2 separate regions of the Homo sapiens genome follow, and region 1 is linked to region 2. Evidence: chromatin loops called from intact Hi-C (ENCODE). Cell type or tissue: HepG2. All regions are shown on one strand. Region 1 overlaps SLC39A11 (solute carrier family 39 member 11). Region 2 overlaps SLC39A11 (solute carrier family 39 member 11).

What was found. Peaks named below come from ENCODE experiments on the same cell type or tissue, not always from the same donor. Only the 100,000 strongest peaks of a DNase experiment are listed, where the experiment ranks them.
Region 1: a loop joins it to region 2, with 7 times the contacts of the local background. A loop is called at or near these places in 2 of 110 quality-filtered maps.

What each region holds. Positions count from the first base shown.
Region 1 is chr17:72,732,699-72,735,198 of GRCh38, forward strand. All of the region lies in intron 7 of SLC39A11 (solute carrier family 39 member 11), which reads right to left. Among named protein-coding and RNA genes, the nearest start is that of LINC00511, 93 kb to the left of the region's middle. In HepG2, no CTCF peak of the experiment used is centred here; a DNase peak (open chromatin) is centred at 1,273.
Region 2 is chr17:72,787,640-72,790,139 of GRCh38, forward strand. All of the region lies in intron 6 of SLC39A11 (solute carrier family 39 member 11), which reads right to left. Among named protein-coding and RNA genes, the nearest start is that of LINC00511, 150 kb to the left of the region's middle. In HepG2, no CTCF peak of the experiment used is centred here; a DNase peak (open chromatin) is centred at 1,492.

The DNA.
Region 1 (2,500 bases), 55 kb before region 2:
CTCCTCCTTGCCCCCAGGCATCTGGTGTGGCTGGTTAGTGGAAGAGTTAGGGCTTTGTGTAGGTAAGGACTTTATGTTTGTTCCTGCTAGAGCCTGAAAGATTTCTATTATCCTAGGCCAGTATTTATGCTCTTTATTTGAGGTTTCTGGTACAAGATAGAGTATAAAAGTTTGTACCATACACCCTTTGTGTGATGCAGGTCTAGGGTTTTCCTATCCTGCACATCATTTACTATGCCCTATACCCCATCTCTCTGTCCAAGATCCTGGAGAGAGGACAAGTTGCACACGCAAGTTCCTGGACCAGTGGGTGGAGTTTTATAGTCCCTTTTACAGAAGGCAATGCCTACAAGCCCTGGTCTTTAGGCTGGGCTGTTTCAGTTCCCTGACATCCAAGGGCAAGGGCACGGCTCCATCCGCTCCATAGGCAAGAGGTCCAACCCTCAATCCTTTGAAGCTCTGTGAGGATCTGAAACCACCTACCACGGTGTCTTTGATTTTTCCCTTTATTTCTAGCATCTGGCATTTCTTTCTCCTTAGTCCTTGGCTGTGTAGTAAAAACCATGTTTACTAGTTTGTTTGTTTGTGGTGGGACATCCATGTCAGCTGATCTCACCATGTTACTGGAAGTACTAGTGACAAATGTTCAGCTTCTAGGAAGAGTTTTTTCATACAAATTGTGTTTTCTGCAATGACTAGCAAAATATGAGACATATACCACTACTCACTAAAGAACGGGTGCATGAATGAATGAATGAATGAATGAGTGGAGACCAGGACTGCTCAGAAGATAAGCTAAGCATCTGCAGCCTCCGTGGAGGCTGGACTGGCTGAGTCTGGGAGACTCCGGGCAGGCAGGGGCTGGTGCACAGTCCCCCTGCCTGGCACTCTGTGTCACAGTGGTCCTGGCCTCATGCGGCCTTATTCAATGCTGAGGACCACATGATTTCACCAATGGCTCATCCAACAGGGTTGCCTGTTCACTTTCTACTTTCATCATCTTACAGTGTCAGTGCCTTTTCTTTTCCCTCTTGAAAGAGGGAACTGAGAATGAGTGTGGGTGGATTTAGTGCAATTGATCAAGCCAAAGTCTCATCCTGGATTGCAGGTGGTCATCTAAGGCAAGATACTGCCTTGGTGTATGAACCCCATAGCAGGCTGTTTCTGCAGGGCTGGCTTCTCTGGACTCTACACACAAGCACAGATGCTGGTTCGAAAGCCCCAGCATTATGAGATAACTGGAAGCTGCAGCCCTTGACCTCCTTGTGTCAACAGGCACAACACTGGCCCCGACCTGCTATGAGTTGAGCATTCTACAGCCTTGCAGGGTGGTAGGCTCTGCCTGTCCAGGCTACAGTTCAGCACATACCTTTCCCTCATGGCTACTCAAGTGGGAAATCCTCACTCTCCACTATCCTTTTGTCCCTATCCTCCCATGAAATCCTATGTGTAGTGTGAACTAAAGGCAGAGAAAGCTAACAAGTCTTGGCCCAGGGGCTGTTCTACATCTTGCCACCCAAGAAGAAGATGCCAGACATTTAGAGAGGAGGGAATCACAAACTCTACACGTTTTTCAAAGTGGGGAGAATGGGCTGAAGGGTCTGCTTGAGGGAATGTTCTTCCCTCGTTCCTTCTCTGCAGCCTGCATTGCAGGGGTCCCCTGGCCCCAGTACTCTGTGGACATAGTGGCAATGGCAGCACAGCTCCATCATTCCTGCCCCTCAGGCTGTGACAATAATGGGTCAGGTGTGGGGGCATATGGACCCTCCAGTGATGCTTGTATAGCAGAGGGTCTCGTGAGGCTGAAAACACCAAGGCCTGCTGCCCCGACTCCACCCCAGTTAGAGGATCCTGTCGAGGGCTTTTGTAACTGAGAGAGAATCTGTTTGGTCCGGGGAAGGGAGGAGCTGAGTTGGAAATATTTTTGCTCCACTTTCTTCCAAAATACTTATAAAGACTGGCAGAAAGTGCAGGTGACAGAACAGAAGAACATCGGAGTTGACATGATGATGTCGCGGGGGACGTGGTGCCACCAGAGAGCCTGGCCTGTGAGTTCCATGCCTGGGGCACAGCTGTCACTTGCTGGGCACAGACCTCTGCAGCGTGTGCGGTTTCCTGCGCTCTGGGAGGACTTGGCCTTTGAATGTTTATAAGGTCACACCCTCTGGGCTCTTCAGCCCCGTGGATACTGCTTGACTCTGAAGTCTCTTGTGGTCTAGTGGAGTCAGGATCAAAACTGCTGTGCCAGGGGCAGAAGAGCTACATGCCCCCACCCCAGGCCCCGCGCTTAGAAGAGCAGTCTGCAGGGTGTGACGAGTCATCATTAGCCCTTGTTTTGGGTGACATTTCTTACATTCTAAAGGCTCTGCCCTCCTTGTCTACCATCTCATGTGATTTTCACCATAAGCATCATTTTAATGAATGACTTGGGAGTCTGAGAGGCAGGAACATGAAGTTGAGAATAAGAAAAGTTTCGCCCTGGAACATTCCAGCCCATGCA
Region 2 (2,500 bases):
TAACTATTCAGTCTATCATATACTCAGCCAACAAATGTCTGTGGAATCTTGGAGGTAAACATCATTTTTAAAGTAGCAAAAACCAAGTACACAGAAAATCTGACATTGTCTAGCTAAACTCACCTTTGTAGCCACATTTCTGCTGACCCCAAAGCCTCATTCTGATACATTCTGTTTCCTCCTGGGATGCACATTCACCCCAGCTGACTCTCCCCCTCCTTCCCTGGGCTCCCTTACTGGGCGCATCCAGTTATTTTGAGCTCTCATAGCACCGTGGCCCTCTCTGTTGTAGGTAGATATATCAGGGTTGAAGATTTGCATTTATTTGTACAATTCTTTCATGAATGTCCTTCTCCTCCCTGGACTGTAAATCCCCAAGAAGGCAGGGTCAACATGTTTTATTAACCACTGAATCCTCAACACCTCAAGTAGGCACAGTTCAAGTAAACTTTTATTTATTAATCATTGCTTCCCAGCATTTAATAAGTCAGGTAGCCTCTAATTTCATCCCCTGGGTCCTAGGCCAATCCTTTCCCCACTGGTTAGGCCCAGGTATTTACTCCATACATCCTGGACCCCTCGACCAGAAATTTCTTCATCTGGCCTCTCTGCTATGCATCCATGCTGGATCCAGCTCTCCTAACAGCCTTCTGACACTGCCTGTCCCAGCTGGGTTCAACATTTCCCCTTGTTTCCATGCATTATTAGTTTTCTCTGATGATCTTTCTCATATGAGAATGACATGACATTAGCATCTAGAGGGTCCCTGAAGATTAAGCTGTGTTTAACCATTTCTTAGAGAAGAGGGCAACAAAGGTCAAGGAAGTCGACCAATGTCACACGACCAGGCAGCAGTCCCAGGCTGTACTTTCCTTCAATTTTCCAACTGTCTTTGCTGTACTGCTTCCTCAAAACCCACCTTTTGGTTAGGCATGATCAAGAACTTGTCTCCAGAAAAGGGAGTATAAGAATAATACACACATAATTTTGGGAGGCAGGAGGGCCCCTCGTTACAATGGCCAAACACCGGGGCTCCACCCAAAAACTGATGGAGATGACATGAGCCAATGGTATACATTTAAGAGGTGATGCTCTCCCAACTAAACCTAAGTCCTGGACAATACTAGAGGCAGGGGCCCCAACCCCAAAGGCTGGGATCAGATGCTGTGTATTAAGACTGGTCAGTGGAGAGTATGAGGCATGGATGGAGTAAAAGGAGGTGACTGTCAGAAACCATGCAACTGAAGCGTGACCACAGGTGACATGTACTGTGGCAAGGCCAGTGATTTCATTATAGCATGTTTTCTTTTGTCTGCATGAATGTTATGTTATGACCCTCATTTGAGCATCAGATTCTTAGAGGCCTTCATTTTTCTCCCAGTTACCAGAGAGGACAAAGGCTTTTTTTTTTTTTGAGATGGAGTCTCATTCCATCGCCAGATTGGAATGCAGTGGCGCAATCTCAGCTCACTGCAACCTCTGCCTCCCGGGTCCAAGCGATTCTCCTGCGTCAGCCTCCAGAGCAGCTGAGACTACACGCGCACGCCACCATGTCCGGCTAATTTCTGTGTTTTTAGCAGAGGCGGGGTTTCAACACGTTGGCCAGGCTGGTCTCAAACTCCTGACCTCGTGATCCGCCCGCCTAGGCCTCCCAAAGGCTTTGACTGCAGTGTAATATTTACCCTGTGGCCAAACAATCTCGATATATTTGTTAACTTAGCACATGCACTGTGACGTGCTATCATGGAGAAGAACAATGGAGGCCACCTCAAAATTCAAGTCAAAGAAGTACTTGTTAGGGCAAAGGGCACACGAAATGAAGAATGGTTTTGTAATTGGCTGTGAAAGCAGGTAAACTGTCGCCCAGGTAAGAACCATCCCTGGGAACAGGCCTATAACTCGGAAGATAATAGCCACAGCTCTGATTCCACCCTTCAGTTCACTTCAGCAAACACTTATTGGTCACCCACTGTGCAGGGCAGGCTGATATTTGGAAACATAGAACAACAACCTGATTAAAGGCCACACTTCCTCTGAAGCCTCTGAATTAGTTATAAGAAAGAACCTTTTCATTATGAGGGTTCTTTATTATATAGAACCTCGTTCCCTGGGGCGGATGAAATCCAGGCATCAATATCCAGGCCGAGAGTCAGGCCTTACTGAAGATAGGAGAAAGATCTGTGGGTACGTATGGGTGTCCTGCCATCTGAATGAATAATTCAGGAACATGGCCCAATTTCACCTTCCATGTCTGGTCTGGCAAACGTGGAGATGCTTGGGCAGGGAATTTAACTGGGTTTTTCTGACTTCTCGTGGAGTGCCAAAGATTGAGCTGAGGGAAATCAGGGATGCCAGAATGCTATGAAAGCTCAAATCCACTCAATCCTGCAGGATTCAAAGACATGAAGTAGCAGCACTGTATGCAAGGGAGGCTACTTATCTGCTGCCACATTATAGGGGAGCTGAGGATAACAAGCCGGGTGGGCAGATTATCCATTTA